2 separate regions of the Homo sapiens genome follow, and region 1 is linked to region 2. A link is a loop called in an ENCODE intact Hi-C map of the cell type or tissue named here. Cell type or tissue: PC-9. All regions are shown on one strand.

Evidence for each region. Peaks named below come from ENCODE experiments on the same cell type or tissue, not always from the same donor. Only the 100,000 strongest peaks of a DNase experiment are listed, where the experiment ranks them.
Region 1: it touches region 2 in a loop (7-fold over the local background); 1 of 110 quality-filtered maps calls a loop at or near these places.

The regions. Positions count from the first base shown.
Region 1 is chr1:61,405,633-61,409,632 of GRCh38, forward strand. It overlaps NFIA (nuclear factor I A), which reads left to right. Exons shown (of 11, transcript NM_001134673.4): 9 at 930-1,095. Among named protein-coding and RNA genes, the nearest start is that of NFIA-AS1, 150 kb to the left of the region's middle. In PC-9, no CTCF peak of the experiment used is centred here; no DNase peak of the experiment used is centred here.
Region 2 is chr1:61,753,105-61,757,104 of GRCh38, forward strand. The region is part of intron 1 of PATJ (PATJ crumbs cell polarity complex component); the gene reads left to right. Among named protein-coding and RNA genes, the nearest start is that of PATJ-DT, 12 kb to the left of the region's middle. In PC-9, no CTCF peak of the experiment used is centred here; a DNase peak (open chromatin) is centred at 1,657; H3K27ac peaks cover 1,683 bases.

The sequences.
Region 1 (4,000 bases), 350 kb before region 2:
CATCTGACTTCTAAATTATTAACCATTTTTGTAATAGTCCTGACACCCTATATAACTGTCAAATGCCCAGTTTTGCATTTTGATCAGAATTTTATAGGACTTAAGGCAGGTCTCTTCATGAAACTATTTTGAAAAAATTGAAAATAAAATGGGTTTTATTGCTCTCTTTGGAGGGGAATTTTTTGTTAAAGAGCTGTTATTTGGTTGTTTTAACATCAGGCAGCAAAATAAATATGACTCTTATGGCATATGCTTATATAATTTAAATCAAAATTAGAAGTGATATTTTTCCCTAGCAGACTTCTGACAGCTGAATTCTAAAGTTTCTGTGCCTGATGTTATACAATATGTGAACAAAATTTTCTATGTTCACTTAACACATTTATTAAATGTTATATAATATCAACTTTGAAGAGTGAAAATAAAATATTACTTTTTTATCTCAAGTGCATATTTAGGAAAATTTATTCTATCTATGTAAAGAAACATAGTGGAATAATGCCACAGTCCATAAAACACTTAGATATTAAATATTTAATAATCATGAGAAAGATAATGAAGGTAGCAGTTAATACAGAAAAATACAAAAGATTCCAAGCAAAAGTTGGTTACTCAGGGGACAAATCCAAAGTGATAATTGGCAGGTGATTTTATGAAACCAGATGCAAAGAAGGACAATGTAGTTCAAGAGATAAGTTTAGGATGCATGGAGCACATGTGGCTAAGAGTACTTTTGTGAAATGCCTTAAGAACAGAACCCAACAATGGACATTTCCGTATGGGCTTATGGAAGAATTGAAGCAGCTAGATACTTAGTAATTTACATTAAAGGTGCCTGATGAATATTTTGTTTTCAGAAGCAGCTAATGGTTGCTGTCTCTTTCTTCTTTTTCTTGTACGTGTGTTTTCTGCCCCCCCCCCCCCCACAGCCCAATGGGAGCAGCCAAGGCAAGGTGCACAACCCATTCCTTCCCACCCCAATGTTGCCACCGCCACCGCCACCACCGATGGCCAGGCCTGTGCCTCTGCCGGTGCCAGACACAAAGCCTCCAACCACGTCAACAGAAGGAGGTGCAGCCTCCCCCACGTCACCAAGTAAGTATGGCTGCGACAAGGCGCCGGTCACTTCTAAAGCTGTATGCACTGGAATCCACACTTAGGCTTTGTCCCTCACTGTATAGGCTCTAGAAAGAGGCACAGATCCCCAGTGATGTTGTAGCATGAGTTTGCCAGACCGAGAATCAAAGTGAACATGACTCTTGGGTACTCCACCAGATGAGGAAAACACTGGGTGTTGGGTGGATGAGATGGTGTAGCTACATACCTAGGACTGAAGTCAAGTTATGAGCTATTACATTTTGTATATTATTTGAGGGATTTCAAATGCTATTCCCATCATCAAGCAGCAGCTACTTACATGGATTCTGCTTAGAAAAAGTTCCTCATTCTTACAGACAGCCCTGCCTTCCAGGAACTTGCAGTCTAAGAGAAATGCACTTGAAAGTTATATACCTCATACATCAAATAGGAGAAAATGTCTAGATCAAAGCACCAACTCAAAGGTGTGTACACTGACCATTCGCTGAGAGTAAGAGCCTGGCAGAAGATCAATGCTAGTAGCCCTGGCAGTCGCATGGTGAGGTTTGGCAGAGGTTGGGGTAGGGGCTGGGGTACGGAGATAGAGGGGAGAGTAGGATGGAAGGAGGAGAGAAGTCTTGGCTCTTCTCTGAACAGTCTGAGAACATTTAATCAAAGAATATAAGATTTCACAACCCTTTTAGATGATGGGAATGATTACTTGAACTAGAGAGAGAGTAATTCTCCAGATATTCCCTGATGTTTTAGATATGGCAAGGGGATAGAAATAGTTTGAATGCACAAATGTGCCTTTTATTAGTGCCTGGAATAATGACAAAAAGAGTGATGGCTGGAGTTCCTAGGTGATGGATGCCCTAGCCTTGATAGATGGTGTGATGAGCACCTTCCCTAAAGCTGTAAAGAGGCAGCAAAGTATAAGAGAAGGATAGGAGCTGTGGCAGTGTGACCCTAAGGAAAGCCTTCAAGGGGGTTGTCAAAAGAAGTGAGACTGAGGCAAGGAATCTACAGAGGAAAGGATGTAAGAGCAGCATAGGAAAGGAGTGTTAAGGCCAAGAACTTGAACCACAGTAATAGGTGTAGAATGGAACGGGACATGGTGGGGAGTGTTTTGTAGACATAAGCATCGGGATTGGACAGTCCTCTGGATGAATGCGGTGAATGAAGATTCTAGGCCTCTCAGCTTCCTTACCTTCAGTATTGGAATAATAATGATAGTGAATACAGGAGGGAAAGAGACAAAGAAGAAAACTGAGCCCCTGTTTATGCCATGTTCATAGAATTTGATTCTGGGGGCACGGAATCCAGATGGCTAGAGGCCCTCATGGACACATCAGAGAGTGAGCTTTGGGTTATCCAGTATTTATGCATTTTGATAATATATGCAGAAATGAGCAGCACTGTGCATAGATTCTGTATCAATAGCCAAAAGATTGAAGGTTCAGGGGCAATCTAGGGAAGACCTACTTCTCTTGGTAAGAGGTGATTCAACACTTGTCAACAAAGGAGAAAACCCTCAGTGTCCAATGACAGAGAAGCAAGCTGGGCTTGGCCCATGGATCTTAGAAGCTCAGCTTAGAAGGAAAGCCTCTGCTTCTCAGAGGTTTGAGGCTTGTTCAAAGATGTCACATAAATACACAATAAGTGCCCTGCTCGTTGTGTATTTATGTAACATCTTTAAACAAGTCAGAGAAATAACTGCCCCAGACTCTACTTACATCTGTTCCTTGAGGATGTTGGCTTACAGATTATGCCTACTGTGCCCTGTCCATGCCTCTGCATACCATTTTCTGCTCGTCTTCTCTCTGTCTGTGCAGGACATTGCCACAGTCTTTTAAAAGCTGCATAGTAATATGCAATCAATTCCGTGGAAACAGATCCTCACCTCCACTCTCAATGGCTCGTGTGTCCTAATGAGTTTTTCAGTAACGGGAATGAGGCTCTGCTGAGGCACAGCAGAAGAGTGGAAATAGTAATGTGTGGCTGTTCAAGTCTAAAGGATGGGGGCTCAAATGCCCACCTTTCAAATTACTAACTGTGTTTCTCTTTGAATCAATTTCCTCTTCTATAAAATGTAGATGATAATATCTACCTGGCATGTTTGTTGTGAGATCAGTTCTGATCATTGGAGTATTTTATTATCTGCCCAAACTCTTACATAGTGGAAGACTCCAGGCTTGGGTAATGGTAAAATATATCTGTAGGACTTGGAGAAGCTACTCAACCCCTAAATTGAGTTGATGCCTTTGGGTCCACAGTTCTAGACTCCACTCCGTGGATTGAACCAAGTGCTATGTATAAGATGATACCTATCATCCTCTTGTGCCCAGCCTCAAGCATCTTGTCAGCACTAAGGGGCAAAGGGCAGAAGGAGTCTTGGCAGATCCAACTCATATGGTTGCATGTTAGAGCAGCACTTAAGATTTGGGGTGGGGTGGGGGTGAGAGAATATCAGGAGAAAGAGTCCCAGAGCTTGATACAGATAATTTGATACTTACTTTTTGAATCATGGGATTCTAGAAATATAGACAAAACAAAATGTTCTACCGATGACACAGAAAGGTTTTTATCATCATTCATTTTAGCCCTTGTTCAGCTAAAGGCTTTTCTAGGGTATGATGAATTCATAGTAATATGTAGTTTCACAGCATACTATTGCTTACCATTTTCTGCTTTCTTAACAAGATGGTGTTAGGCTGGGAGAGCTGTAATTTATAGCGTAGGAGAAGCCTTTCAAATTAAAAATCTTGAAGCCCACTCATCCTTATTTGGAGGGGATTTAAGGGCCCTCATTTTAAAATATCGTCTCCCATGCCCTGATTTCTAAACCAATTGATAAATAAAATATTTTTTTAAATCAGAAGACAAAATATCACCTTTATTATGAGAGAATTTAGTTTATAAC
Region 2 (4,000 bases):
AGGAAACAATAGAAACTTAAACCTTCAATTTTTGAAAAACTTCAGAAATCATGACTATATTTACACTTGACATTGATCTTTGCACTTGATATTGATAAGCATAAATATAATTATATTTACACTTGCTCATTGATTTTTCAAACTCCCTGGTTCAATGAGCTCTGGAAAATTCCCACTGGGTAGTTATGTGTGGTCTAATTGTGACCTTCCCAATTCACATGTGCAGTTAGAGGCTGAACACCTGTTCTTTCCCAAAGATATTGCAAGTGATCATTTTCTCCCCAAATTTCAGGTTAGATATATCATATGTCTTAGTAAATCAGTGGGGAATTACATTCTTGTGAAGTACTGGGAGCTCAAAAAGTGTTTCTCAGAATCCTTACTTTGCCTAAATTCTTGATTCTATTACATATTTTTTTTTTTTTTGAGACAGAGTCTCACTCTGTCACGGCTGGAGTGCAGTGGCACGATCTTGGCTCACTGCAACCTCCGCCTCCCGGGTTCAAGCGATTCTCCTGCCTCAGCCTCCCGAGTAGCTGGGATTACAGGTGTGCATCACCACGTCAAGCTGATTTTTGTATTTTTAGTAGAGATGGGGTTTCACCATATTGGCCAGGCTGGTCTCGAACTCCTGACCTCAGGTGATCCACCTGCCTTGGCCTCCCAAAGTGCTGAGATTACAGGCATGAGCCACTGTGCCCAGCCTATATATTTTATTTATTAAGTTTTTATCTTAATCAGATCAAGAGTTTAATAAAAAATATATAATAAATAAAATAAATATAAAATATAATTTAATTTAAAATTAAATTTCTATCTCTCTTCAAATACTCCGTTAATTGGCGTTGGCCTAGGCCTTGGGTTTTAAAAAGCCACAATATTATAATAATTTCCTTCAATCACATTCTACAGTGAACCAGATATGAAAAATTCATGGCACAAACTCTCTTGATCAATGATGGAGTGGAAGCTCCCAAGCATAATAAAGTTCTCATTCTCTGGAGGCTGTCCAACTATGAGGACAGTAGTACAATGTGGCATCTTAATTTCTAGCTGTGACCAATTGTAGGTAGCCTATCTATGACAAGTTAGACTCAGTTTCACCGTGTTTCAACAAAGTTGAAATCCCCCTCCATAAGCCCTGTTGGTTTCTTAACTAAACAGGTCAATTTGAATGACCAAAGATTTCCTATGACCATACCCTGAGTGAGACATAGGTTCCATTTAGCCTGAGTGCTGTTTGATGGATAGTGAGTTGTAGAGTTACTTGTGTTTCTTCCTTTTCTTGTCATATACTCTTTTTTGTCATAGCTAACTGCACCCTCAATTTCCTGGGCTTGGGTAATTCTCCCACCTCAGCCTCCCAAGCAACTGGAACTACAGCTTTGCCACCATGCCTGGCTAATTTTTTGCATGTTTTTTTTTTTTTTTTTTTTTTGTAGATACAGGGTTCTGCTATGTTGCCCAGGCTGGTCTCAAACTCCTGGGCTCAAGCAATCCTCCCACTTGGGCCTTTCAAAGTCCTGGAATTACAGGCATGAGCCAACGTGCCTGGCCTTATATACTCGTAAAGCTTTAATCTTCTTCCCTAGACATTTCTTTTCACCATGGAATTGTAATTTTCCAGGCCTGCTTTGTGGACATAGTTTAACCTTACTAATTATGAGTCAGAGACCTGAGTTTCATGATGAGCACCTGTAGTCCCAGCGACTCAAGAGGCTGAAGCAGGAAGATCTCTTGAGCCCAGGAGTTCAAATACAGCCTGGGCAACATAATGAGACCCTGTTTCTGAAAAAATAGAATAAAATAAGAGGTAGACGGCCAACCAATTTCTACCCTTAATCCTTACCAAGGGATACTCCAGAATGGTCTCCAAAATGTGCAAGATGATCCATTAAGAGGTTAGGAAGATGGGCAGGGTGCAGTGGCTCACGCCTGTAATCCCTGGGGGATTACACTTTGGGAGGCCGAGGCGGGTTGGTCACGAGGTCAGGAGTTCAAGACCAGCCTGGCTGAGATGGTGAAACCCCGTCTCTACTAAAAATACAAAAAAAATTAGCCGGGCGTAGTGGCGGGTGCCTGTAGTCCCAGCTACTCGGGAGGCTGAGGCAGGAGAATGGTGTGAACCCAGGAGGTGGAGCTTACAGTGAACCGAGATGGCGCCACTGCACTCCAGCCTGGGCGACAGAGCAAGACTCTGTCTCAAAAAAAAAAAAAAAGAGTTTAGGAAAATGACAATAAAACTTTACCATTTTTACCTTACCCTCATAAAGTTTCTATTTTATGTATGTTTTAAAACATATGTTAGTATAGTAGTATATGTTTATAATTATTTAAAAATAAATTGAGATACATGGCCAACACATTTTTACTGATGGGAATGTGTGTTTTAAAAAGTTTGAAGACCACTAATCTATACTATTATCAGAATTACATTTTAAAAATAGAAATCTGGACTCAGTACTTCCCTACTTAAAAGCCTTTAATTATTTCCTGTTGCTAACAGGATAAAGACCAGTCTGCTTAGCATTGTTTACAAGGACCCTTTCAAATTAGTCTATCTAAATCAGAGCTTCTCAAACTATCAGTGGTGAAAGATCAGGCTCCCCACTCTATAATCTTTCAAGAACTGATATTTTTGTAAAATACGTTATTAGAAAAAATGAAATTTTCAAAAGACATACAAAATAAGGCCACGTGTCTTTTTATTATTTTTTTTTAGACGGAGTTTCTGTTGCCCAGGCTGGAGCGCAGTGGCATGATCTCGGCTCACCGCAATCTCTGCCTCCTGGGTTCAAGCGATTCTCCTGCCTCAGCCTCCCAAGTAGCTGGGATTACAGGCACCTGCCACCACACCAAGCTAATTTTTGTATTTTTAGTAGAGACGGGGTTTCTCCATGTTGGTCTCGAACTCCTGACCTCAGGTGATCCACCCACCTTGGCCTTCCAAACTGCTGGGATTGCAGGCGTGAGCCACCGCACCTGGCCACCAAGTTTTTTATTACTAAATGTAAGACATTTTACTCTGCCATATTGCAGGAAAGTTTCTAAATGTTCATTCCCAATTTCGATACTTGTGCCTTTATGGGCCAAGCATCAGTTTGCAGTCTATACTTGGAGTAACTGTGGTCTTTTTTCCCCTTTCTGCTACTTCTGGAGATCTTATATTAGGTTATTAAAAGCTAGTTATTGTTTTCACAGAAAGTCACGCACTTTTGCACCTGTATGCAGTGGTTCTTCAGTTGTGGTGTCTGGTCTAGGAGCATCACAGGGTCACAGGAGAGAACTTGCTAGAAATGCAGATTTTCAGGGCCCACCTCAGACCTACTGAATCAGTAACTCTGAGAGCGGGACTCTGCAATTTGTGTTTTAACAAGCCCTACAGGTGATTCTGATGCATGCTAAAGTTTGAGAACCACTAACCTAGGGTAGCCTTATATATTGCTAAAACCAGGACACTTTTTTTTTTTTTTTTTTTTTTTTTGGTTCTGGGAGACAGAATCTGTTTCTGTTGCCCAGGCTGGAGTGCAGTGGCATGATCTCGGCTCACTGCAACCTCTGCCTCCCGGGTTCAAGTGATTCTCTCTCCTTAGCCTTCCAAGTAACTGGGACAACAGGCGTGCGCCACCACGCCCGGATAATTTTTTATATTTTTAGTAGAGATGAGGTTTCATCATATTGGCCAGGCTGGTCTTGAACTCCTGACCTTGTGATCCACCTGCCTCCCAAAATGCTGGGATTATAGGCATGAACCACCATGCCTGGCCTGTTTTTTAAATTTACAATGAGAGTTTTCTGTTGTGTTCTCATTCCAGTATTCCTAAACTTTGTAGGTAGGATTAGTCACTCTTTATGATTTCTCTTAGCACGTGGTACATACCTCTGCTCTGCTATTGTGTGTATATGCCTTATAGTATAATTATCCCACTGTGTAGCTTGCAGACTGTCATGGCCATCGTTTTTGTGTCACTTTTACTTTTTTTTTTTTTTTTTGATCTTG